Regions from separate parts of the Mus musculus genome. Here regions 2, 3, 4 and 5 are each linked to region 1. The links are chromatin loops, found by intact Hi-C in ENCODE. Cell type or tissue: left cerebral cortex. All regions are shown on one strand. Region 1 overlaps Vps45 (vacuolar protein sorting 45). Region 2 overlaps Vps45 (vacuolar protein sorting 45). Region 3 holds the start of Ciart (circadian associated repressor of transcription). Region 4 overlaps Mrps21 (mitochondrial ribosomal protein S21). Region 5 has its middle 20 kb from the start of Gm9054.

What was found. A loop is a pair of places that touch in the nucleus more often than their neighbours do. Peaks named below come from ENCODE experiments on the same cell type or tissue, not always from the same donor. Only the 100,000 strongest peaks of a DNase experiment are listed, where the experiment ranks them.
Region 2: a loop joins it to region 1, with 2.0 times the contacts of the local background. A loop is called at or near these places in 9 of 42 quality-filtered maps.
Region 3: it touches region 1 in a loop (2.4-fold over the local background); 10 of 42 quality-filtered maps call a loop at or near these places.
Region 4: it touches region 1 in a loop (7-fold over the local background); 16 of 42 quality-filtered maps call a loop at or near these places.
Region 5: a loop joins it to region 1, with 7 times the contacts of the local background. A loop is called at or near these places in 41 of 42 quality-filtered maps.

Annotation. Positions count from the first base shown.
Region 1 is chr3:96,050,011-96,055,010 of GRCm38, reverse strand. It overlaps Vps45 (vacuolar protein sorting 45), which reads left to right. Exons shown (of 15, transcript NM_013841.3): 3 at 1,912-1,972. Among named protein-coding and RNA genes, the nearest start is that of Vps45, 5.9 kb to the left of the region's middle. In left cerebral cortex, a CTCF peak has its summit at 2,882 (motif pointing right); DNase peaks (open chromatin) are centred at 2,956 and 4,316; H3K27ac peaks cover 429 bases.
Region 2 is chr3:95,998,447-96,003,446 of GRCm38, reverse strand. Vps45 (vacuolar protein sorting 45) reads left to right here. Exons shown (of 15, transcript NM_013841.3): 15 at 3,296-3,615. The coding sequence ends at 3,383. It also overlaps a transcript of Plekho1 not described here. Among named protein-coding and RNA genes, the nearest start is that of Plekho1, 5.1 kb to the right of the region's middle. In left cerebral cortex, no CTCF peak of the experiment used is centred here; DNase peaks (open chromatin) are centred at 1,632, 2,032 and 2,973; H3K27ac peaks cover 2,953 bases.
Region 3 is chr3:95,880,966-95,885,965 of GRCm38, reverse strand. Ciart (circadian associated repressor of transcription) reads left to right here and starts at 3,738. Exons shown (of 6, transcript NM_001033302.2): 1 at 3,738-3,811; 2 at 4,377-4,785; 3 at 4,908-4,983. The coding sequence starts at 4,441. It overlaps BC028528 (cDNA sequence BC028528), which reads left to right. Exons shown (of 6, transcript NM_153513.4): 5 at 895-996; 6 at 1,729-2,021. The coding sequence ends at 993. All of the region lies in intron 1 of C920021L13Rik (RIKEN cDNA C920021L13 gene), which reads right to left. In left cerebral cortex, CTCF peaks have their summits at 2,733 (motif pointing left) and 4,038; DNase peaks (open chromatin) are centred at 2,749, 3,589 and 4,650; H3K4me3 peaks cover 2,132 bases; H3K27ac peaks cover 2,591 bases.
Region 4 is chr3:95,859,813-95,864,812 of GRCm38, reverse strand. Mrps21 (mitochondrial ribosomal protein S21) reads left to right here. Exons shown (of 3, transcript NM_001355759.1): 3 at 1,881-2,179. The coding sequence ends at 2,061. Among named protein-coding and RNA genes, the nearest start is that of Prpf3, 6.4 kb to the right of the region's middle. In left cerebral cortex, CTCF peaks have their summits at 482 (motif pointing right), 2,784 (motif pointing left), 3,405 (motif pointing right) and 4,292 (motif pointing left); a DNase peak (open chromatin) is centred at 2,775; H3K27ac peaks cover 84 bases.
Region 5 is chr3:95,963,295-95,968,294 of GRCm38, reverse strand. No RefSeq gene overlaps it. Among named protein-coding and RNA genes, the nearest start is that of Gm9054, 20 kb to the left of the region's middle. In left cerebral cortex, CTCF peaks have their summits at 2,260 (motif pointing left) and 4,392 (motif pointing right); DNase peaks (open chromatin) are centred at 476, 2,005 and 4,409; H3K4me3 peaks cover 218 bases; H3K27ac peaks cover 228 bases.

The sequences.
Region 1 (5,000 bases):
TACGCATTTAAGGCCCACTCAGGCTGCATGAGATTCTCTCTCACACAGCAACAAAAGGGGGCTGGAGAATGGCTCAGCAGTCAGGGTCACTTGCTGCATAATTATGTGAACCAAAGTTTAGATCCCAGTCTCACATAACTAGCTGGGCATCCCCCATATACCTTAAACCCCAGGTTCAAGGGGAGCAGAGACCAGATCTCTGGAATTTGCTGGCTTTCAGCCTAGGGAGAGACTCTGCCTCAAATGAATAGGCAGAAAGTGCTAGAGAAGGACACCCAGAACCCTTCTCTGGCCTCCCAGTACATGCGCGCGCACACACACACACACACACACACACACACACACACACACACACACACATGCCTGCACAGATACACATGCAAATAACTACATTTCTTAATGGCATGATATACATGTTTATGAAGATAACTTTTCTGTAGTTTAAATGTAAGCAATAACATAGTGACTCCCCCTCCTCTATTGGGTAGACGTGGTACATTCCTGTTTGCTTGCTATCAAGACAGGGTCTGACTGTGTCATCCAGGCTGATTTCACACCCACATCCTCTTGGTTTCTGCCTTGTGAGTGCTGGGGTTTGTGTACAGCACCACCCCCAGTAGCAGTGTGCATTGCTTAAAATTATTTTTAACACTATTGGCATGATTTAAACAAATTTTGAAGTGTTTAGTTTAAAATATATTAACAGGGATACAATCAAGCAGTCGAGCCTTTTTGTCCTTAGAAATTTTAGTTTAAAGACCTGATTTAATTTGAACTTTAATCATGTATTCTGGTATGAAAAAACAGACCAACTGTTAGAATGGTCTGTGGATAGAATTCTCACGTTTTGACTGTATAAAAAGAACTGAGCAGAAGAGATGTCTCAGTAGATAAGACTGTCTACTGCTCTTACAGAGGACTCCAGTGTGATTCCCAGCACCTTGTGTTGGGCAGCTCACAACCACCTGTAACTGGAGCCCAAGTGGAATCTGATGCCTCTGTCCTCCACTGGCAGCTGTGTGTGCACACAGACACACATTCACACAATTAAAAAATTAAATCTTAAATGGACTGATTTTTTTTTTAACTTCTATCATTTTGTTTTGTTTTGTTTTGTTTTCAAGGCAGGGTTTCTCTGTGTAGCCCTGGCTGTCCTGGAACTCACTTTGTAGACCAGGCTGGCCTCAAACTCAGAAATCCACCTGCCTCTGCCTCCCAAGTGCTGGGATTAAAGGCGTGCGCCACCATGCCCAGCATTATCATTTTTTAAAATTTAATTTAAAATGTAATTATAGAAGGGCTCTCAGGCTGATACTTACACATACTTCATGAGCACTGTAGTTGTGGACTCTGAGACTTCAGTAAGTTAAAAGCCAAAGTAAATACACTTAACTATATTTTCTCTTGTTTTTAAAGAACTACACACATTTTGGTAAGTAAGAAATTGGATTAGAGGAATACAATTTATTGGTAAACAGCTTGAGGTAGATTTGCAGTTAGTAGCAATTTTATGTTATATTTCAACATATGTCCTTTAGTTTTACATTAATTTAACCAAGAAAATACTGACAACTTGTATTTAGCATACTTATATATATGAAAGTGTTCAAGATTCTGATTAGTGTGCTCTTTTGTTTGCAGCCTTCATTGCCCACTGCATGTACAATCTTGACCTCAGCATACTGTTAGGCACGGTACTTACTAATTTTTAAAGTTACATTTATTATGGAGGTTGCAGGACAGTTTTCGGGAGCCGGTTCTCTCCTCCCACCGAGTGCATTGCAGGGACTCAGCTCAGGACATCGGACAGGGCGGCAAATGCTCTTCTCTGCTGAGCCATCTTGCCAGCCCTTCCTTATCCCTTTCACTGAAGCACCTCTGCTCATGCTTTGTTTATTCTTTGTTTTCTAGGAGAATGTGGAATATCTGATCCAGGAGCTCCGAAGACCCAAGTACAGCATATATTTTATTTGTAAGTACTGTAGTTCACTTTTCAAATCATGGATGTGTCTGTGATACTGAGTAACTTGTATCATCAAGTTCATTGAACTCATCACCTAAAAGCTTGTGTGTTCCAAGTATTAAAAGTATTCTGGAAATGGACTGATAACTCAGCTGTTAAGGAAACTGGCTGTTCTTCAAGAAACCAGAGTTGAATGCCCAGCACCCACGTAGTGGCTCACAACCACCTGGAACTCCAGTTTCAGAGATCCAGTGCCATCTCTGGCCTCCACAGATACTGCATACACATGGAGCACAAACATACATGCAGGCAAAATATACATAAAATAAAATTGAATAAACCTTTGAAAATTAGGTAATTGCCATCATCCCTCTTTCTGAAATCAAAATAACAATTTCCATTCATTGCTTAGATAAAAGTTTTATTTCACTTTGCATTTTAAAGACTTATTTATTCATATATTTTATGTATCTGAGTACATTGAAGCTGTCTTCAGATGGCTGTAACGGGCATCAGATCCCATTACAGACGGTTGTGAGTGACCATGTGGTTGCTGGGAATTGAACTTAGGACCTCTGGAAAAATAGTCAGTGCTCTTAACCGCTGAGCCATCTCTCCATCCCTCACTTTGCATTTTAAAAGGCTGATTTATAAGCCAAAAGTTATAAGTAGTCAAACAGCATGTTTTTCTTTCCTCAAAGTGTTTCCTTACTCCTGTGTTTCACCTCTAAATTGAGGTATAGAAAGGAATTTATTCTGGGGTAAGGATATACAGGAACTTTCTGTATTTGTTGTTTTATGTGAGTCATGAAAGAATACATCACCAAGCAGTTATCTCTTGGGGATGTGCAAGAGGGGAAGCCTGGAAATGAACTCTGTTCACATCTACATTTGGATTTTCTTCCATTCTGCTGTGGAAGTTACAGTTGTTCTCCTCTAGGGGTCACCATTGCTCTTTGTAGAATTAGTAAAGTCTGGCACTGGTTCCAAAACTAGGTAGCAAATCTAGCACCCAGAAAGTAGGACACTTAGCCTGGTGTGGTGGTGCACGCCTGGAATCCCAGCACTCAGGAGCAGAGGCAGACAGATCTCCACCACACTGGTCTACATAGTGAGTCCCAGACTAGCCAAAGCTACGTAGAAACCTTGTCTCAAAAACAGAGAAAAGAAAGTAGAACATTTAAGAGGTTTTCAAACTTTGGGGGTTTAGATTGTTGTCTAAGATATACACACTTCTTTCACCATATATTACTATTTAATGATGCCAATGGCAGCACACACCTTTAACCCAAGCATCCTGGAGGCAGAGGAAGGTGGATTTCTGAGTTTGAGGCCAGCCTGGTCTACAGAGCAAGTTCTAGGACAGCCAGGGCTACACAGAGAAACCCTGTCTCAGAAAAACAAAAACAAAGGAATTAATAATGCCAAAATTAACTTTAAATAATATTTTAAACTTTATAAAGAGCTGTTTCATATTTTATTTCACTTGAGCCTTTATAGCATCTATCATCTACCAGGTAAAACTATGTTTAATAGTTTCTCCTCCTAGGAATGGGTCAGCTGTGAGGCCAGCTTGGCCAGGTGTCTCTGTCTCTTACCATCTGGGGCCCTGCACTTTCACGACATGTGGCCTCTAAACATTGCACTAGAACTGTGAACCAATATGAAGCTCTTTTCTTTTAACTTACCCAGACAGTGATGTTGTGCTATTGGCACAGAAAACAAACTAAAGTGATACTAGTTATAAAAATGACATCAGAGATCCTGTGTGCCAGTCTCCCCTAATGTGGCATCTGACATAACAGTGGTGCAGTGTCACATCTGGCATATTAACGCGACACAGTCAAGCAGCACCGCCTTTCTGTCCCTACAAGGATCCTTGTGTTGCCCTTTTATTAACCGTATTCACTTCTACCCCAACTCCATCCTTACCCCTGGCAACTGCCTCTCTGTTCTTCCTGTAGCATTTGTTATTCTAAGATGCTGGTAGGGAGAAGAGAGCATTGCCTGGGGGCGGCTTCTTTCCTTCAGCACAGTTGTTGTATGCATGAGTTACTTTCTCTTTCCTCCTGAGTAGTATCCCACTGTGTTCATTAACTCACCACTGAAGGACAGCTGACATGTTCCAGTGGGGCCGCCTGAGATGCAGCTGTTATAAACCTCTGAATGGGTTTCTGCATGAACATGGCCTCATTTCTTTGGGATGGATGACAGATGCTGGGCCGTATGGTCGTGGCGTGTTTAGTGTTTTCCTGAGGAACCACACCGTTTTTGTGTCCCCACTGTCAGGGTAGTCCATGATATCTGCACACTTGCTGTCATTTTAGCCAGTGTGGTAGGTGTGAGCCTCTACCCAGCAGCAGTGAGGGAATGAAGAAAGGACATACACACAGACATATGTGGAGAAAAGCTGGGCTTAGGTGGGCGTGTACACTGACAGAGCAGCACCAACTCTACACTAACCAGGAACCTCAGCGAGTGTATTATGAACGGGGAAGGAGGATGGGGGATTGGTTTAGCTCAGTGTTTCTCAACCTTATGACCCCTTTGGGAAACAAATGACCCTTTCACAGGAGTCACATATCAGATATTTATATTATAATTCATAATAATAGCAAAATTATAGTTATGAGGTAATAATGAAAATAATTTTGTGGCTGGGGTCAGCACAACCTAAAGAACTGTACTAAAATGTCACAGCATTTGGACAGTTGAGAACCACTGGTTAGCTAGTTTTCCAGGACATCTCTGTAGGAGAGAGAGCAGTCTCTAGCTGCAAATACCAGGAGGAGCAAGCTGCAGTTGCTAGTGTTCACACAAACGGCTAACAGTCTAACTCCCACTAGAGGAAGACTTTGCCATCCATCTGAGCCATGGGGCAAGGTTTTGCTAATTTCCCAATTTGCTAATTTCCTAATTTCTGAGGCATTGGTCCTTAATGTGGTCTTGCCCAAGTGTAGTCATTTTAATATTTTTTAAATCAAATTACAAGCTACAGCCTCATATATGCATATGTATGTATATAAAATGTTTCTTT
Region 2 (5,000 bases), 52 kb after region 1:
GGGGTTTTTCACTAGATATTTAGAAAAGGAAATAGAAAGCACGCTGCAGTGACCACTCGAACTGTTGGCCTAACTCAAGGATGAAGTGCTGCCCAGCACCCACGTGCTTCTCTCTGGTTACAACGCTCGTCTTTCCCTTGCTTTAACACAGAACAGTGCATCTCTATCCGTTGGCCATGGACTTCTAAACAACATGTTCAGTTTTGCTCAGTTTGAGTCACGACAAAAGTGATGTTATACTTTCCTTGTGAGCCTTGCCTCTGTGATTTATCTGCATCATTGACCCTGCTCACTCGGCTCTCAGTGCTATGTCACATTTCCTGGCCACCCAGTAATTTCAACAGGTTTGCTGTTGTTGCTGTTGTTGTTGTTGTTGTTGTTGTTGTTGTTGTTTTACCTATTTTGCTATTGTTTCTTTCAAGGAGAAAGAAATATGAGGCAAGAGTATTTATTGGCACATGATTCTATTGTTTGTGAGCATAAGTGATGCTTACAGTGACTGTGAGCTAGCGCTTGATGCAGGAGAGAAAAGGGGGAGGATGCGCCTTTCTTCAATGATCCCAGGCTCCACCCAGGGAATTAAAGAAGCCTGTATCTCTCAAATTAGAATATGATTATAATTCCTAGGAACATGCAAGAATACAAAATAAATGTAACATGTCTTTTGGAGTATTTATTTTCATATAATTTGGGAGATATGCAAAGAATTAAGTTAATAAAATAATATGAACTTGGAGGCAGGAAAGTACAAAGGCTTCCAGGAAAATAGAGAATTCCCAAGTGCTGGAATCCAGTGTGTACCACACTTGGCTTAAGGCTATTTCTTCTTACATGGTACAAAAAGACATAAAAACTACATATTCTGTTTTTATATTGCACATATTTAGTGTATATATGGAAGGGGTGTGCATACCATGGACACTAATGGACATTAGATGACAACTTGTGGGCACTGGTTCTCCCTTGCCACCACGGGCATCCAATGCTCGGACTCAGGGCATCAGGCTTGGCATCACACACCTTCTCCCACAAAGCCACCTCACCAGCCGTCAGTGCATGCGTCTTAGCAGTCAGGCCCCACAAACCAGCTTCCCTCCGTCCATCCTGCCTCACGTGTAAACGTCTGCCTGTGGACTATAGGACGATGAATTAGATATGGACATACATATGCGCATTGTTGAAGTATAGTCTGGGAACAGTTATTCAAAGCAATTACCTTAATAATTAACACAACACTAATGCTGTGAGTGTTGGTTTCTGGTTTGTCACCAGAGACTAAAAACTAAAGATGATACAAGCATTTTAAAAAGAATTCTTTTTACTTTATGAGAGTTTGCCTCCATGCGTGCATGTGTGCATATGTATCCCTGGTGCCTGCAGAGGCCATCAGATGCCCTGGAACTGGAATTACAAATGTTTGTGAGCCACGTGGGGGTGCTGGGAACTGAGCAGGTCTTCTGGAAGTGCTCTTAACCGCTGAGCCACCTCTCTGGCCCAGCACCTACTTTTTTGTGTAGACTCAAGAATTTTCAGGGTTTGCTTTTCTGAGTTAAGAGTGAGGCCCTCTCAGTCTATCCATTTTTAGAGCTGGGCAGCACCCTGGCCAACCCACTCCAAGCAGCCAGCATGTTGACTCCAATCCTAGTGTCTGTGCTACACCCTGCCCAGATGTGCTGTGCATCTGGCTCTCTCTTAAGGTAGGACTCATAGCTGTGGTCCTGCGCACATGTAGTTCAGTGCAGTCCAGTCATGCACAGTAAATGTTTGTTAAAATAAATTTAACTGAACTGGATTGGATCCTAGCTCCACAAGAGATATTTTAGTTTGTTTTTAGGTGAGATTGATTTTTTAGAAATCTAGACAAGCCATTCTTTTTGTCTCATTGTTTTTAAACACAGTCTAAATTTAGGATGCAGCTACCAATATGTTCGTTGCCCATAATTTTTAAGTACTCTGAGCTGTGAGTCATCAAAGTCCCTAAATAGATATTTGAAAAGTCACAATAGCTCTGGGAAACAAAATTAGGTTTGGCAAATACCGTGTTTTCTCTTTGCAGTCAGGAATGTGTGGTCTTACTGATCTACATGGGAGGAACATTCTGTATAATTTTAGCGAGTTCTTTTCCCTTCGTACTAGAGTTGAAAATGAGCAGAGATCACCTGACGAGCTCCAATGGGGCAGCCAGCCGCTTCCTCCTTGCTGGAAACCACTGCTGGGGACTGTTTCCTTCCCAGATGGCAGTGTTGCATCCTCCTGACCCTGACTCAGCCCCTCCAGCATTGCCAGTCTGATGGGTGAAAGAAAGGGGGCCACACGGAAAGGAGGCAGCTGTGTTTCAGTAGAAGGCAATGCCATGGCCTCTCCTCCTTCCCATTTTTTGTCTCTAATGGAGTTTAGAGTTTAAATCCTCCACGCCCCTGCGTCTCCCAGCTCTGACCTATGAAGCAGGGTGAGGTACTTCCCATCCTTCGTCACCACAGAGCATGCTTACAAATGCCATCAAAATAACCCTAATGTTAGCCAGAAGCCCCTGTCGCCAGGGAGCAGCAACTTTAACTAATTCATTTATCCAGCATGCTGTGACACACATCATACACACACAAAGGCTTTTTAGAAAGATTTTAAAGAGGAAAGCATACCCAATAGGATAAGATCTGCATTTTAAGAAAATATATGTAATTTGTACTAATGTAACATGGTCCTAAGGTAGTGGTTCTCAGCCTGGGGGGCGTGCACATATCAGATAACCTACATACCAGATATGTGCATTGTGAGTCATAACAGTGGCAAAATTAGTTATAAAGTAGCAACAAACTGTATTAAAGGGTCACGGCCTTAGGAAAGTTGAGAACCACTGTCCTAAGGTACTATATAAAACCTTGCCTTTAAAAGATCTGGGGTCCCATACCTTCTTTCTACAGTTTCAGTGGGTAGGGACACCTGCTGCGAAGCCTGATGACCTGAGCTGTACCTCTGACCTCTACACAAACACTCTGGCACATGGCCTAGCATAGCAGCTGCACTTAGGATCTTGTCACTTAGAGAAAAGGCTGTGTGACACCGGCCTGCATCACACAGTGAGCGCCAGGCCCAGAAAAGGAAAACGCACTAATGTGCACAAAGGCGTTGTCCTCCTGGGCAGGACGTTCTATCCGCCAGTCGGACTCGGCACATGGTATCGACCAGGACTTCTCCAGCTCTATTCATGTTTCTTACCAGGTCACAGCCGTGAGGGCTGCTCTGCTTTGGTGAGGCTTTTGCTTTTCTGCCAAATAACCTGAAGTCTCTTTGTCAGCTTCCTAGAGGAAGTCCTGGCTTCTGGGCTGCACAGCCGCAGCAGGGAGAGCTCGCAGGCCACCTCAAGGTCAGCAAACAGAAGATGAGATGGCAGTGGAGAGCGGCGAGAATGTCATGGCCTCCTCTTACCTGCCTCGGCCCTTCCCTGCTGACCAGGGGCTTTGGGGCTGGCCCTTGTGTTTGCTCTGACTCACTCCAGGTAACCCCGATTCCTGGACTGCTGGAACAGACCCCGGGACTGCGAGCCGACGATGAGCCCACCCCGACCCACTTGTGATTGTGTATGGAATAAACACACTCTTTGTGTATTTGACAGCACAGGCTTCAGTGTTTGATGGGCTCTGTTGAGGTAGTATATGAGAAATGTGTTGTCAGAGATAAGAGGGATTCAGAAAGCCATGTGATGCACGCGGTACCATCACTTAGGTCCTGACTTCTCTTGATATCCTAAACAAGTGAAGTTCTGACATGAGCCAGCCATGTTAAGGACCATGGTATCAGACCTTTGTAAAGTTGGCAAAGCCTTTCTCCCAGATCAGGTTCAGACTGCCCCCCTACAGACAGACACCACCTACCGAGACCAGCCTGAGACTGCCCCCCTACAGACACCACCTACCAAGACCAGCCTGAGACTGCCCCCCTACAGACACCACCTACCAAGACCAGCCTGAGACTGCCCCCCTACAGACAGACACCACCTACCAAGACCAACTAACTTCCCCCCCCTGGGCTGTACATAAGTGCACAGAGGCCCCAGGTTGCCCATCAGAGTACAGACAGCCCATCTGGCCCTGTCTTTTCTTTTCTTTTTTCTTTCTTTTTTTTTTTTCTTTTGGTTTTTCAAGACAAGTTTTCTCTATATAGCCCTGGCTGTCCTAAAACTCACTTTATAGTAGTGGCCTCGAACTCAGAAATCCGCCTGCCTTGGCCTCCCAAGTGGGATTAAAGACATGCACCACCACAGCCTGGCTTGGCCCTGGCTTTTCTAGACCGGTATTTGTGTCTGTTCTTTCCTCTGTCCCAGTCAGGGTTCCAGGACCAAGACTCGGGGGACACAGCCCCCTGTCCCCTTACCTCATCCCTCATGCTCATTTCTTTTTAGAGCCATTTGCTGTAGCATTGAGAACCCATGTGGGGTTGCAATAAGAATCTATCTGCAGAGATGTAAGGGATATTGTTTGGTTTCTTTGAGGCTCATTCATGGGAATTCATAAGGTGAAGACTCGAGATGATGTCAGACAAACAATGAAGGCACAGCCTGTATCTGGACATGTTTAATTATGCGGGCAGATGAAAGCTCTGGTCTGCCTCTCCTGAAGCAGTGATAGAAATCAGTGTCCTCAGATAATCATGCTCATGTTCATGTATGTATGTGTGCACATGCTGGTGTGATTGTCCTTGAAACCAGAAAAGGACATCTGATCTCCCTGGGCTGGAGTTAGAGCCTGTCCAGTGTGGGTGCTGGCAACTGAACTCAGGGGCTCTGCAAGAGCCGCAAGCACACTTGACTGCTGAACCCCTTAACTTATATGTTGATAAGTATTCCTTAGCATCCTTCAGATTTGTCACATTTATATAACCAATACTGGACATAATCGTCTTTTGTGGCTGGCTCAGTTTCCTCCTCCATAAAGTGAAGATAATTAGTGCCTTCCTCATGTGACAGTAAGGACTAAATACAATGATCCAGTATAATATTTACA
Region 3 (5,000 bases), 170 kb after region 1:
TGTGAAAGTGGAAAGGCCAATGCCTAAGTCAGCGGAGGCAGATAAGTCAACCAAGGAAATGGAAGAGGCAGGCAGACAGCCAAGTTTGAGTTATAGGGACTAGAAGAGCGAAAGCTTGATATGATCAATCAAAAGCTACTGAGAGCCCGAAGAGGAAGAGGCATGGATGCCCCCAAGAATGTAGTTTGAGTTGTTAAAAGAAAGTTAGATTTGTGGAATAAATGAGTACGGAGTGTAAGCTGGGTGAGGTGTCTACGACTGCAAGACAGAGACAGTTGACCTCTGATTAGAGGCCAGCCTGGACTGTAAGGGAAAAAAAACATCTCAAGAGTAAGGAAGGCCCATGAAGTGGTGCACATGGCTTTGAGGCAGCAGCAGGGGGATCTCTGAGTTCGAGGCCAGCCTGGTCTACAGAGTGAGTTCCAGGACAGCTAGGGCTACGGCTACACAGAGAAACCCTGTCTCGAAAAACAAACAAAAAAAAAGGGCAAAAGAACCAAAGAGCAGCACACATGCAATTGAACACAAGTGGGAGGATCCAGTAAGATTGGCAAGCAGTAAATACCCCACACACATTGGGAAATGTGTGGTAGGTTCTCTATAGATGGCAAGCCCCACTTAAGCCCAGGAACTAAGTCTCATTTATTCTGTCCCTGAAAAACATCTAATACAAAGTCATGCCTACAAAGGGTAAAAAAATGCAATGTTATTGAGAGTTGTGGCCTCCCAAGTAGGAAGAATTCTTATTGTGATAGGGAGGCGGGCAGACTCTCCTTTGAGACCACAGGTAAAGAAAAAAGGGGTTAGTGTAAAGAGATTGTCTTCCTGGAGAGGGGATGGGACTGCTGGAAAGGTGACAATGACCTATGTGTGTGTATGTGGGGGGTGTTTTAGCAGAGTCCAAATCAGAATGATGCCATGTCCACGCTGCAGAGTCCTGTGTCCTGCTTTCTGTTATGGACCCTCCTTCAAGGAGGGGTACATTTTATGTAGAAGGTAAGAGGGCAGCCACTGGCCTTGGTGGGGTGCTATAAAGTAATTCTTACCAGTTACCTTTTGCTTGTATTTCCAACCTGGACATCAATTCTCATACGAAAAGAAGGAAGCAGGATCACCTTTAGAAATATCTAATTAGCTGATCTTGAAAATTTTGAAAGATGTTGAAGCAAAGACTTTTGTGATGTCATTCTTTTATTCGGATCTGGCAAGACTTTTAAGACCTCCTCCTAGGAGAGAAGCAGGCTAAATGGAGAAGCCTTTTCCAAACTCCCAACAAGCCTGGAAAATCAGAGCTGGTTCTATTCTGCCCAGGTTTGAAGTTATAGCAGGTGCCAGAGGTCAAAATGGGTGTGTCCTACAACCCTGTAGAGCCAAGAGGCAAAGTTCAGCAGGAGGCGGAAGGAGGCATGAAGAATGGAGAATCCACCTTAGAACCTGAAATCAGTGGCGTTTGCATAGAGACGGGAGCAAAGAGACTTCCTTGCTTTCCTGCTCTTGGTTTTTTGATTTACTGTTTTTAATTATGTGTGTGTGCAGGGAGGGGTGTGTGCACATGAGTATGGGCGCTCAGGCTACAAGCACCAGAGTTTCTGGGGGGAGAGTTTACAGGGGTTTGTGAGCCAGCTGACATGAGTGCTGGGACTGGAACTTAGGTCCTCTGCGAAAGTGTGTTCTCTTAAACACTGGGCCAGCCCCCCTGACCCTGTTTCTATCCACCCCCTTTCCCAGGTGAGAGAAGGCCGCTATCACTCTTCAGACTAGAATTCTTTGGCAAGAATTTGGATGAAAAATTTTAAAAAAAAATTGGGACTGGAGAGATGGTTCAGCGGTTAAGAGCACTGACTGCTCTTCAAGAGGTCCTGAGTTCAATTCCCAGCAACCACATGGTGGCTCACAACCATCTGTAATGGGATCTCATGCCCTCTTCTGGAGTGTCTGAAGACAGCTACAGTGTACACATATATATATATATACAATAAATAATTCTTTTAAGAAAAAAATTAAAAAATTAATTTTGCCTACTTCTTAATGAGAGTCTGTTCTAAAGTCAACACTGACACGTACACCAAGATTTAGCGGCATGAAGGGCAGATTAGAAAGAGAATTACAAGGCAGGGAACCAGAAGCAGGCAGATCTTTGAGTTTGAGGGCAAGCCTGGTCTACAAAGTGAATTCCAGGGCAGCCAGAGCTACACGGAGAAACCCTGTCTTGGGGGGTGGGGTGGGGAAGGAATTAGATATCAACTAATTAGAAGGAATTATACCCTATACATAGTTTAGAGTAGAACAGAGACTATCACAGATAACAGGTTCATTCTGAGACTGTAATTCTAACTCTATTTTTGTTTCTTTTCTTTTCCTGAGGGTCCCATGTGGCTCGGGTTGGTCTTGAACTGATCTCCTTGCATCCATCCCTCAGGATTACAGAAGGCATGAGCCACCACATCTAGATTACTTATATTTTATTTGATATTGTCTTGAAATTGTGTTTGGGGAAACAGTGCTGAGGTTTAATTTAGAAATCCTTTTCCTTTTTCTAAAATAACCACATTGCTAAATATAAGTAAAAAAGCATTAGAACATATTTAAAATAACCACACGTTCTCCAAACCATGACTTAGATCCCTGTCCAACTTTTCTTTTAGTAAGACTGGGGGGGTGGGGGGGTGGTAGTGTCTGTTCTCTCGACCCTAATCAGAACTAGAGTGCCCCCTTGCGACTCCTCTGCTTCAGTCGACAGGGTCCTCCTCGCCATCGTTTCCTTTTACAGTGACTTGGTGCAAGGGATGCTAAGGTCTGTTGGTGACTCTCTAAACTCTTGACTCGCTTTTTTCCTTCCTCAACGTTTCCCCAGTTTTCTCCCAGGAACAAATAAACTGAAGCCAGATAAAGCCATAAGCTTGAGGAGCAAAGATCTACTCTGCTCTGTTCCCAGTACTGAGAATCAGAGAATTCTGAGTGAAGGGTCCGAAGGGCCCGGGGCAGAAAAGTCAGGGACAAGTTCGGCTATGACCTCTAGAATCTTGGCGGGCTGGCATCCGAGCTGGGAACGTGCGTGGCAAGTTATGTAAGAACCGGCTGGAGAAGCTGCGCGGCGGGAGCCCCGGAGAGGACGCGGTGTTCCAGCCGCAGTCCCCACCCTCCTCGCCCAGCAGGGCAGGAGGCACCCAACTTGGTGGCGAGGAGGGGAGGATGAAAGAGTGGGGAGTCACGAGGGCGAGCCGCCGACAAGGGAACGGATGCCCGGCGTCACACGTCCGTTGTCACACACGTTGCGGACACGAGTTGCTGAGGGCTCCCACGTGCTGCGCCCGTGCGCGGAGGCGCTCAGAGGGGCCCACGTCCCGAGGCGCCACCTCCGTGGCTCGGCCCCGCTCTGTACACTCCAGCCGTGCGTCTCCCGCGCAGTGCTGTCCTATTTAAGGCTATGAGCTCCACCCTTTTCCGCCCCTTCCTTAATTTTCACTTTTTTCCATCCTCCTTTTTTATCACCCGAGGAGCCGCATGTACGGGCGGAGCATGGACTGCTTCCCTTCCAGCCAATCACCACTTGGCTGCCTCTCTATTGGCCGAGCCCCCGCGTGCCGTAGCAAATGGGCTGTGAGCGTCTGCATCTAGAGTCACGTGTTGCCGGTAAGCTATCCAATGAGAGCACAAGGTCTGTGTACGCAGGGGGAGGCACGTGCAGAACCGCACGTGTCTGGGAGGGGGAAGGGGCGGGACCCACAGAGTGAGGCGGAGGTGGGTCGGCTAGACCAGCACAGACAGTGAAGAAGCTGCATACCGACCGGGGCTGAACCGACAGACCCAGGTAAGCGGACGAGAGCCAAGCGCTCTCCGGAAGACGACCCGGATGGGGTGGGCATGGAAGACCGCAGATCGGGGTGTTGGGAGGTATTGCATCACCTGGCAGGCGCGACCGTAGACTGACCAGCGCAGTGCACCTGATGGTGAAGGATGCGAAAGCGGTGGAGCCGGGTGTCTATGGGGCCGGAACTCTAGGGACCTGAGGTGGGTTCTGGTGCGCAGAGCAGCCTCTAGCGGGTGTCGTTTTTAGGTCGATAGGCTCCCTATGAGGTCTGGCCGGGAACAGCCCAGAACTGCAGGCTGAGGGGAAGGTGTAAAGTCGGTTATTCACCCAAGGGAAGAAAGGCTGTGTAGGGTCAAGAGCTCTGTGTGGGCTGGCGGTCTAGATTTTGAATGCGGCTGGAAGAGCAAGTTTTTTTTTTTTTTCCTTTCTTTCTTGTTTCTATTGAGAACGGAAAAACAATAAAACAAAGCGAAAACCATGTTACTCTGTTTAGAATGCCCCAGTCTCCCAGTCCCTTTCCTAATTCTTTGACTCTGATTTCAGACTCCCTCGCTTTGCTTTTCAGTTGCAGGTTCTGATCTTTGGTACTACGGGAGCTGCTCTTCAGCCCCTCTCCTGCTCCTGGACCTATGGATTCTCCATCTAGTGTTTCTTCTTATTCCTCCTCCTCCCTCTCCCCATCATTTTCCACGTCCTCTGTGAACAGTGACTTTAGCTTCCCTTCTGATAACGAGAGGGAGGGCAAGGGCACCCATGAGCTCAGGCCAGACACTGTGGGTCAGAGAGGAGGTTCCAGGCCCAGTCCAGGCCCTATCCGCTGCAGACATCGACCCAGGGTTTCTAGTAACCAACATACAGCACCTCATCTGGAACAGCAAGGATCTGAAGTCAAGAGATCAAGAGACGGTGAACAGGAGACGAGTCTGAACACCCAAGGATGTACTACAGAGGGAGATCTGCTCTTTGCTCAAAAGGTAACAGAAAGCAGAAAAGATAGTGCAGTGGCAAACACCTAATTGGTTGACAAGGACCTGCCAGTTACATCACAGCAGAAAAACCACTGCTGGTCTCAAAGTCTTGTGCTGTTTTTCTACAGTGTAAAGAACTCCAAGGGTTCATACGGCCCCTCACAGACCTACTGAACGGACTCAAGATGGGTCGCTTTGACAGAGGTAATAATCTGATTAAT
Region 4 (5,000 bases), 190 kb after region 1:
TTTTAGGGGTTTTTTGAGACAGGGTCTCGTGTATCCTAGGCTGGCCATGTATGACTTGAACTCCTGCCTCCCCAGGTGCTGGCACCACACTGGGTTAAGGGGTTCTGGGGATGAAACCAGGTAACAACTGAGTTACACCACCAGCACCATACTTAATTCTGCTACAAAGCTTGACCTACATCCTTGCCTATTAGAGATGAAGTTGAATGAGTGCTTCTGCTGTGGTGGAGGGAGTGCGTGCGTGCGTGCGTGCGTGCGTGCGTGTGTGTGTGTGTGTGTGTGTGTGTGTGCGTTCTAGGCTGGCTGGTCTAGCTCCTCCTCCAGTGCTGGGATTACAAGTGGGGGCCTTTTTACCTGGATTCTTGCACTAGAACTCAGGTCCAGTGTCAACTCAACCATCTTTCCAGCCTAATCTATGCTTTTAATTTTTTAAAAAAGATTTATTTATTTAATGTATGTGAGTACACTGTAGCTGTCTTCAGACACACCAGAAGGGGGCATCAGACCCCATTACAGATGGTTGTGAGCCACCACGTGGTTACTAGGAATTGAACTCAGGACTTCTGGAAGAACAGTCAGTGCTCTTAACCACTGAGCCATCTCTCCAGCCCACAGCCTGTTTTTAATCGTTTTTAATATTTATTTATTTATTTATTTTGTTTAGTTGTTTGAGACAGGGTCTCACTGTGTAGTCTTGGCTAGCCTGGAACTGTGTAAATCAATTTGGTCTCAAACTCAGAGATCCGCCTGCCTTTGCCTCCCAAGTGCTGGGATTAAAGTTGTGCTCCTCCGTCTTGCTTATCAGTGCTCTCGGTTTCATCTCCAGCACTAAAGAGAAAGGAAATGCTTAGGTACTGAGATGATGCCCCGATGCTCCATCTCCTTGGCCTGTGTTTTCTCCCCCCACCCCCCTCCCCCGGATGAAAAGCCCCACCCAGCTCTTCCCCTGTCGTTGTCTAGGCTGGCCCAATCGCTGGGTGCTCTCCCGGCCAATGAGATCCTTACAGAAGGAAGGGGGTGAGCCTGCGGAACAACACCTAGGGCAGATCCCTAACCTCTGCCAGCACCTACACACTCATGACACACAGTTGTGTGATTAGAGCATGTGGGACATGGGAAATGGTGAGTGAGGCTGTTGCAATGCTCTCCTTTGTGTCCTGGCTATGACGAGGGCCTGTGTTTAGGGAGCCCCACAATTGCTCAGACTTAAGTTGTATCAGTTGTTTTTTTTTTCTAAGGGGTCATCTGAAACTATCCTCTTACATCAGCCTCCAGGTCCTGGGCTGATAGCCGTGTACACCACCCTACCAGTTCTCAAATACAAAGAAGAGGGAGCTACATTTTTCACTAAGAATCAACTAGGGGTCACTCCATTGAGTTTTGTTTTGTTTTGTTTTAATTACAAATAGTTTGCCTCAGTTGTGGTTGTTTTCGTTTGGTTTTGGTTTTGTGGGACAAGGTCTCTCTATGTGGCTCTGCTTGGCCTCCAACTCACAGAGATCCATCTGCCTCTGCTTCCTGAGTTCTGGGATCAAAAGCATGCGCCACCACACGCCAGGCTTCACGTGTGCTTCCCCTCCCGTGACTGGAAAGCACTGCACCGGGAACCACTGACCCTCAGAGGCTGTCTTACACCGTGGGCGTGGTGTGTGGAGGGAGTCAAAGAGAGAGCGTAGCTCCAGGGTAAGCACTATGGCTGCTTTTTAAATTTACCTCACGGGGTCTTACTGCAGCCTCTAGAAAGCAGTCAGTGTTATGTTGTCACCACCATCATTTTCAAACACAAGTTATTTTTGCCTCTTGACTTCCGATGGGCAGTGAAACTGGTAAGGAACAGTGATGACGAACAGCATCTGACTTCATCACCTGCCTTTATACAGAATCCTCACCACGGATGGGCTTACCGAAGTCATAAGTCGACGACGCTACTATGAGAAGCCTTGCCGCCGCCGCCAGCGGGAGAGCTATGAAACATGCCGGAGGATCTACAACATGGAAATGGCTCGAAAGATTAACTTCTTGATGCGAAAGAACCGTGCAGACCCGTGGCTGGGCTGCTGAGGCTTGGGGCTAGGCACCCACACACCCATGTCCAACTCCTTTCTTTATCCAGCCAAGTTCTGTTACTTTTCTCTATAATAAAAACTCCATCACAGGTGAACAAGAAGGCTTGGACATACAGAAGCTGTCTTATTGGTCCACAGCGGACCCCGTCTTTGATTAAAATGAAAATAAAGAATGAGGGCTGGAGAGATGGCTCAGCGGTTAAGAGCATTGACTGCTCTTCCAAAGGTCCTAAGTTCAAATCCCAGCAACCACATGGTGGCTCACAACCACCCATAATGAGATCTGATGCCCTCTTCTGGTGTGTCTGAAGTCAGCTACACTGTACTTACATATAATAATGAATCTTAAAAAAAGAAAAAGAAAAGAAAAGAAAGAATAAAAAAAATGGAATAGGAGCAGTAATATTTGTTGCTAGCCTAGGAGAGGGGCCAATCAGAAGATACATGTAATGATAGAGTTTCTGTTTATAAAGATTTGGGAAAGTTCAAGAAACCATGGTGCCAGAAAGAAAGAAGGAAGGAAGGAAGGAAGGAAGGAAGGAGAGAGAGAGAGAGAGAGAGAGAGAGAAGGAAAGAAAATATTAGGGCTGGAGAGATGGCTCAGCAGTTAAGGGCGCTGCTTCTCTTTTGTACAGGACTTAGTTGAGTTCCAACACCTAATGGGTGACACAGGACTCTGAAACTCCAGTTCCAACTGTCTGTCGCCATCTTCTGGCCTCTTTGGGTACTTCATGAATATAGTACACATACCCTTGTGGCTCACAACTGTCTGTGAGTCAAACCCCAAGGGAATTCCTTTTCTGATCCCCATAGGCACCATATATATCCATGGCACACAGACATACATGCTAGGCAAACATTGAATATGTGAATGGACTTAATACTACTGAGCTGTACACTTGGTTAAATTACTGTTTTGTTACTATTTATTTATTTATTTTTTTGGTGGCTTTTTCTTGTTTTTGAATCTCTGTAACCAGGCTGGCCTCAAATGCACAGAGAACCACCTGCCTGTTTCCTGAGTGCTGGGATTAAAGGTGTGTACCACCCCACCCAGCTAAATTGCTGTGGTTTTAGAATTTCTTTTTGGTTTTTCGAGACAGGGTTTCTCTGTATAGCCCTGGCTGTCCTGGAACTCATTCTGTAGACCAGGCTGGCCTCCAACTCGGAAATCCGCCTGCCTCTGCCCCCCCAAGTGCCGGGATCAAAGTCGTGCGCCACCACCGCCCAGCGAGGTTTTTTGTTGTTTTTTTTTTGTTTTGTTTTAAAGATTTATTAGTATACAGCATTCTGCCTGCATGTATGTCTGCTGGCCAGAAGAGGGCACCAGATCTCATAGATGGTTGTGAGCCACCACGTGGTTGCTAGGAATTGAACTCAGGACCTCTGGAAGAGCAGCCGGTGTTCTTAACCTCTGAGCCTCTCCAGCCCGTGGTTTTAGAATTTTAAACCCCCTTTTCTGAGTCCAGGTGAGGCAAGGAAAGTTTCCAACTGTAAAAAAAAAATCCTACATTTCCTATCCAATTGTTATGAGTCCCAAAAACAACTCTCACCGGAAATGCAGATGTTACTCTTCACTGAACTGCCCTTCTCTGTCTGCCCTTTGAGTAGTATGTATGTGTTCTTAATGAAGTCTCCTAAAATACTACTAAACTAGACTCAAAAGAATCCCAGGAACAGACCTTACAATGCTAACTCCTGTTTCTGTCCTTGAATCTTGATGGGGGGTGGGGTGGGGAGCACAAGTGCCCTGGATGGATGGTAAAGCAGTAAATGAATCATAAGAGGAAAGAGGTGTGTGTAGGGGGAAGGGCTCAGAGTGAGACATAGTGTCAATGTCAGCACAGGGGCTGTGTCATTCGTGTTAGGGCCCCTGCTTTAGGTCCAGGCCAGCAAGTTGTTAATAGGCCTGTGCATAATTGTAATTCCTGCTGGAGCTGAGCTTCTGTCCTGCATGTACTCAATTTGTTGGCGATGCCCAGTGTCAGCGCCTTCCCATGGCAGCATTCTGACCCCAGTGAGAAAACCTGCTAGTCCTTCATTGCTGACATCTGCTTCCTCCTTTCTTGGTCTCCATACAGACGCACCTCTAGTATCCGGGGCGTTGGCACCAGCATCTGCAGAAGACTGGCAGAGAAGAGGCAGGAGGGCTAGCCACCCATCCCAGGATGCTACCCTCTGAGCATAACAGTTTCAAGGGACAGAATTTAGGGCTAGTGGATAAACATCACCCCCTTGTGGTGTAACACATTGATTTCTAGCCTTCACTTTTTGTTTTTATTCATTCTTGATTTAGGGACTTAGCTCAGGCTGGCCTCAAACTTGTACTCTACCTGCCTTGTCCTCTCCAGTTGAGATTCCAGGCTTGTCCCTTTTTTAGTGGCTAATGCCTTGAGCCCTCTTGTGAGTTTACTGTTCCTCCTTTGAGGAAGCATTCAAGTCCTTAGGCGGGGGTCCTCACTGCTGAGTTGACAGGTCTTTCCTTAGGAACCTGACATGTAGATGTTGCCTCCCACTGTGGGTTGTCTTTTTATCCTGTGGTAGGTTCCTTTGATGTTTGCTGTGACAGGACTTTGGCTGGCTTGAAAGTGGCCATCCTCCTGTCTCAGCCTCACAAGGACTAGGATTACTGTCATCTGCCACCACACCCAGCCAAATGGCAGAAGTTTTCCATGTCCAGTTTGCTTTGTTGCCCTTGTTTTTGGTATCACATCTTAGAATTCATTGCCAAATCCAGTGTCATGAAGACAAACTCTGTTTTCTTCTAAGAGTTTTGTTTGTTTTGTTGTTGTTTCTAGACAGGGTTTCTTTCTGAGGCCCTGGCTGTCCTGAAACTCATTCTGTAGACCAGGCTAGCCTTGAATTCGGAGATTTGTCTACCTCTGTCTCTAAATGCTGGAATTAAAGACATGCACCACCACTACCAGTCCAAAA
Region 5 (5,000 bases), 87 kb after region 1:
CATGCCCCAATACTAGTTTTTTATTAGATTTTTTCTTTATTTATATTTAAAATGTTATCCCCTTTCCTAGTTTCCCCTCCAAAAATCCCCTATCCCCCTCCCCTTGCTCTCCAACCCACCCACTCCCATTCTTGGTCTTGGCATTCCCCTGTATTGGGGCATAGAACCTTCACAGGACCAAGGGCCTCTCCTTCCATTGATGACCGACAAGGCCATCCTCTGCTACATATAAAGCTAGAGCCACCAGTCCTACCACGTGTTTTCTTTGGTGGTTTAGTCCCAGGGAGCTCTAGGGGTACTGGCTAGTTCATATTGCTGTTCCTCCTATAAGGCTGCAAACCCCTTCAGCTCCTTGGGTACTTTCTCTAGCTCCTTCATTGGGGACCTTGTGCTCAGTCCAATGGATGACTGTGAGCATCCTCTTCTGTATTTTCCAAGCACTGGCAGAGCCTCTCAGGAGACAGCTATATCAGGCTCCTGTCAGCAAGCTCTTGTTGGCATCTGCCATAGTGTCTGGGTTTGGTGGTTGTTTATGGGATAGATCCCCAAGTGGGGGAGTCTCTGGATGGTCCTTCCTTCAGTCTCTGCTCCAATACTAGTTTTATATCACACACACAAAAAAATACTGTTTTTTTAAAAGCTATTCAGAAATGTAAAAGACACCTAGGCCTAGACATATTTGCATAGTAGCAATTATGCAAATACCAAAAATGGTGGTATGCAATTAGCAAAGCTATGTGTATCAACACAGGTAAATCTTACAAGCCAAAGACTAAGGGGACTCACATTACAGAACAAGTATGAGGCCACTTATGTAAGGTTTTAAAATATGCACAAATTCTTTGCTACTGTGTATATTTAACATACAAACTACACGTAGAAAAACTCACATGGAAATGTTCCACACCAAACCCGTCAATCTGCGGACCACAGCAGCAGGTGACAAGAAAAGTGCCATGCTACCGGAGAAGGGGAAACTGAGGCACAGAGGTTAGGAGATAAGGGGCTTCCATCGGGTTGCTGAGAGGTTAAGTTGAATGTCAACTTATGGGAATCCATCCTCAGAATCTGGTACCACGTCTTAAGTATTTAATAATAAATAAAAGGAAATATATAGTTAATGTGAGGAAGAACGGGTTTTTGTGTTTATTAATTTGGGATGGATGCCTTGTGCTTCAGTGCCCTTGAGAAGGTCAGAGGACAACCTGCAGGGGGACCCTCCATCTCTCCTTCCATTGTGGTCCTAGGATTGAGCTCAGGTGGTCAGGCTCATCAGCCAGCATCTTTACCTGCTGAGCTATCTTGTCAACCCGAGAGACTGATTTGTAATTTATAAATCCAAGCCTATCCTGTCTCAAAAGAGAAAAAGAAAAATCTTTCCTGTTCAGTTATGGACCTGATACTAAAAGAAAAAGCTGTGTGCCGGGCGGTGGTGGCGCACGCCTTTAATCCTAGCACTTGGGAGGCAGAGGCAGGCGGATTTCTGAGTTCGAGGCCAGCCTGGTCTACAAAGGGAGTTCCAGGACAGCCAGGGCTACACAGAGAAACCCTGTCTCGAAAAACCAAAAAAAAAAAAAGAAAGAAAGAAAAGAAAAAGCAATTGTTTTATTTTTTAAAGTTGGACGGAACCTCAAGAGGACCTGCTGGGCACCCTCTTACAGTGAAGGGCTTCAAGCGACAAACTGGTTTAGATTGATTTTAACTTTTTATGTGTATGAGTGTTTTGCCTGCCTGTATGTCTGTGTGCACTGCATGTGTGCTTAGAAGAAACCACAGAGGTCAGAAGACTGCATGGGATGCCCTGGAGCTGGAGTTAACAGATAATTGTGAGACAGTCTGCTTGCTGGAAACCAAACTTGGATCCTCTGAAAAAGGTTTTTATTCACCAGCCTTGAGCTCTGCCTGCCCAACTGGCTCCTGCTCCAGATGTGACTTCGCAGTTTTGCCAGGGATGCAGATAGCCCAGGAACAGTGCCTCCCACCACCTGCTCAGAGGAGGTGCCAATGACGTGGGTGTTCCTGTGTGTGAAATCCAGCGAGATCCTCCCCCTTCCTTTGGCAAAAGCTCCCAAGATATCATTAGAGGAAGAAAGGGAAAAAGAAAAAACAAAAACAAAAAACAAGGTGCTCTGCCCCTCCTGGCTTCAGATGCAGTACCTGTTAAGACTGTTGTGGAGTTACATCTTTTTCATAGCTCTTTAACCATTTCCCGGTGGGTCAGTCATGTTTTCTGCTAAGACCCCACCACCAGCACAGAAAATTGCAACTTTTGAGCAGGCAGTGCCCTCTAGTGTTGTACTTTAATAATAAAAACTTAAATGCTACCCCCCCCCCCGCCTTTATCTAATATCAAAGCAAAGAGAAAGTCTGCCAAAATCAAATCACATCTTCCTAACCCATCCCCCACCCCCACCCCAGCTTCACAGAGCTGACATTTAGGACTTGATGATGCCACAGGCAGTCTTGTCCGTTGTGGGATGTTTAGCAGCAACTCTGGTATCTACCTCCCAGGTGCAGTGCCACTGAGGCCAGGTGTGACAACCAAAATATCAAGAGACATATCACTAACGGTCCCCAGGGAGTAAGTCACCCTGGGAAACCACTGGTTAGGAAGTGGCTTGCTCTTCTGGCCAAATATGAGTAGCAGAGATGGGGAAGGGGTGACTCATGTATGTTATGCAGATACATGGCTTCTTTTGTTTTTAAATTTTTTTATGTATATAGGTGTATGGCCTGCATGTGTGTCTGTGTACAAGAAGGGAGTGCTGAATCTTCTGAAAATGGAATTACAGCCGGCTGTGAGCTCTAGCACAGGTCCTAGAAACTGACCATGGATCCTCTGCAAGAGCCATCAAAGCTCTTAACCTTTGGGAGGAACATCTCTCCAGCACCGTCCACCTCTTCTTTTTTTTTAAAGCAGGGTCCCGTGTAGCTCAGGCTGGCCTCAGACTCACTATGTAGCCAAGGCTACCCTTAAATTCTTCATCTCCCTGTCTGCCTTCCTTTGCTGGGATTACAGGCTATGTGCCCTGTGCACATATGTAACGCTATTTTGTGCTCTGTCACTCAGTGGTGTGGTTGTACAGGTGCAAGCTCCTGTTCACAGGACCTTGAAATGGAGTCAGTTAGCCAGGCCAGCAGCTGTGATCACCCCCTGCCTCCACTTCGGAAGCTGTTGCTTTACTGGCTGTCTCTATTGGCCTTACCTCTCTCTCTCTCTCTAATTAAATGCAACTAGACAATCTTCTGAACACACTATAGAGCAAATCACAGTCTTTAGACTTTTATCTTTTAAAGGGCTGGTTTAGGACATACATTTAAAACTCAAACTTAGAAATGTGCGTGGCTTGGCTAGAGTAAAAAAAAAAAGAAGAAGGGGACTGGAAAGATGACTGTTTTTTTGGTTTTTTGGGGGTGTTTGTTTGTTTGTTTGTTTGTTTTTGTTTTGGCGGGGGGCATCTGAGACAAGGTTTCTTGTGTAGCTCTGGCTGTCCTGGAACTCACTCTGTAGACCAGGCTGGCCTTGAACTCGGAGATCTCCCTGCCTTTGCCTCCCAAGTGCTACTAGGATTAAAGGCATGCGCCACCACCACCCCACTGTGGCTAGGCTATTAAGAACACTGCGGCTGCTCTTACCGAGGACCTGGGTTTGACTGCCAGTAGCCACATAGTGGCTTACAACCATTTGTAACTCCAGTCCCTGGGGATCCAATGCCCTCTCCAGACAAACACGTAGGCAAAACACCCAAACACATTAAAAAGGAAAAATAAAAAAAATAAACAAAAATGAAATGTGGAAGGCCATGCTCTGACTGGAGACATCGGGACCTTTTCCCAGCTATGTTAAAGTCCAAGCTGGGCTGTCTTCTCTGTCTTCAATGAGGTGGCTGAGCAGCAGACGCCAACGTGCAGATCTTCATGAAGACCCCGACGGCCAAGACCATCACTCTTGAGGTCGAGCCCAGTGACGCCACCGAGAATGTCAAGGCCAAGATCCAAGACAAGGAAGGCATTCCACCTGACCTGCAGGGGCTGATAACAGCTAGAGGATGGTCGCACCCTGTCCAACTTCCAGAAACCTTCCAGAACCTTGCACCTGATGCTGCGCCTGTGCGGTGGCATCATTTAGCTGTCCATCAGCTTGCCCAGAAGTACAAAAAAGACAAGATGATCTGCAATAGGTGCTATGCATGCCTGTACCTCCCACCCCCAGTCAACTGCCGCAAGAAGTATGGCCATACCAACAACCTGAGCCCCAAGAGAAGGTCAAATAAAGCTGGAGCCTGTTCCAGGCCAGTGACCTGGACTAAATAAAGTCCCCTTCCATTGACTGGAGCAGTAAAAAAATAAAATAAAATAAAAGTCGAAGCTGCTGGCCTGTGATGGTGCACACCTTTAATCCCGGGCTTCCAGCAGGTGGAGCTATGTAAACGCAAGGCCAGCCTGGTCTACCTAGCAAGTTTCAGGGAGGGCTACACAGAGAAACCTTGTCTCTCAATCCAAAACAGAACAATTTATTGTTCAACTTATTCTTAAATGTTATCATAAAACATCTGGAAGATGTCTTAAGCACATAACTAGAAATCAGCTGATATATTCATTGCTAATTCCATAGCACTTTTCCTTTGGTCTCTCTCTTAAGGAACAGTCTCCCAGACCCTGTGTTACCATACTGGACTGAAAGGATTGCAGGTGGGGTTAAGGAGCTCAAGGTGGGCTAAGTCTGGGGCCAATGCCGTCACAGGTCTCTTTTTGAGAGACAGAGGGAGACAGGAAGTCAGGGCAGAAAAGGAAACAAGGGGATGGAGCCAAGGCCAGAGGGGTAAGATGGCTACTTTCAAAGAGGACGGGGTCAGGGGTCAGGGGCTCAGGGGTCAGTCCTCTTAGAAATGTGAGCTGTGCCTAGAAAAGGCAGGGAAAGGTTCACTCCTAAACCCTCCAGAAGCAATACAACCCTGCAGGCATCTGCCATTTAGGAGTCTAATGCCCATTTCAAAACA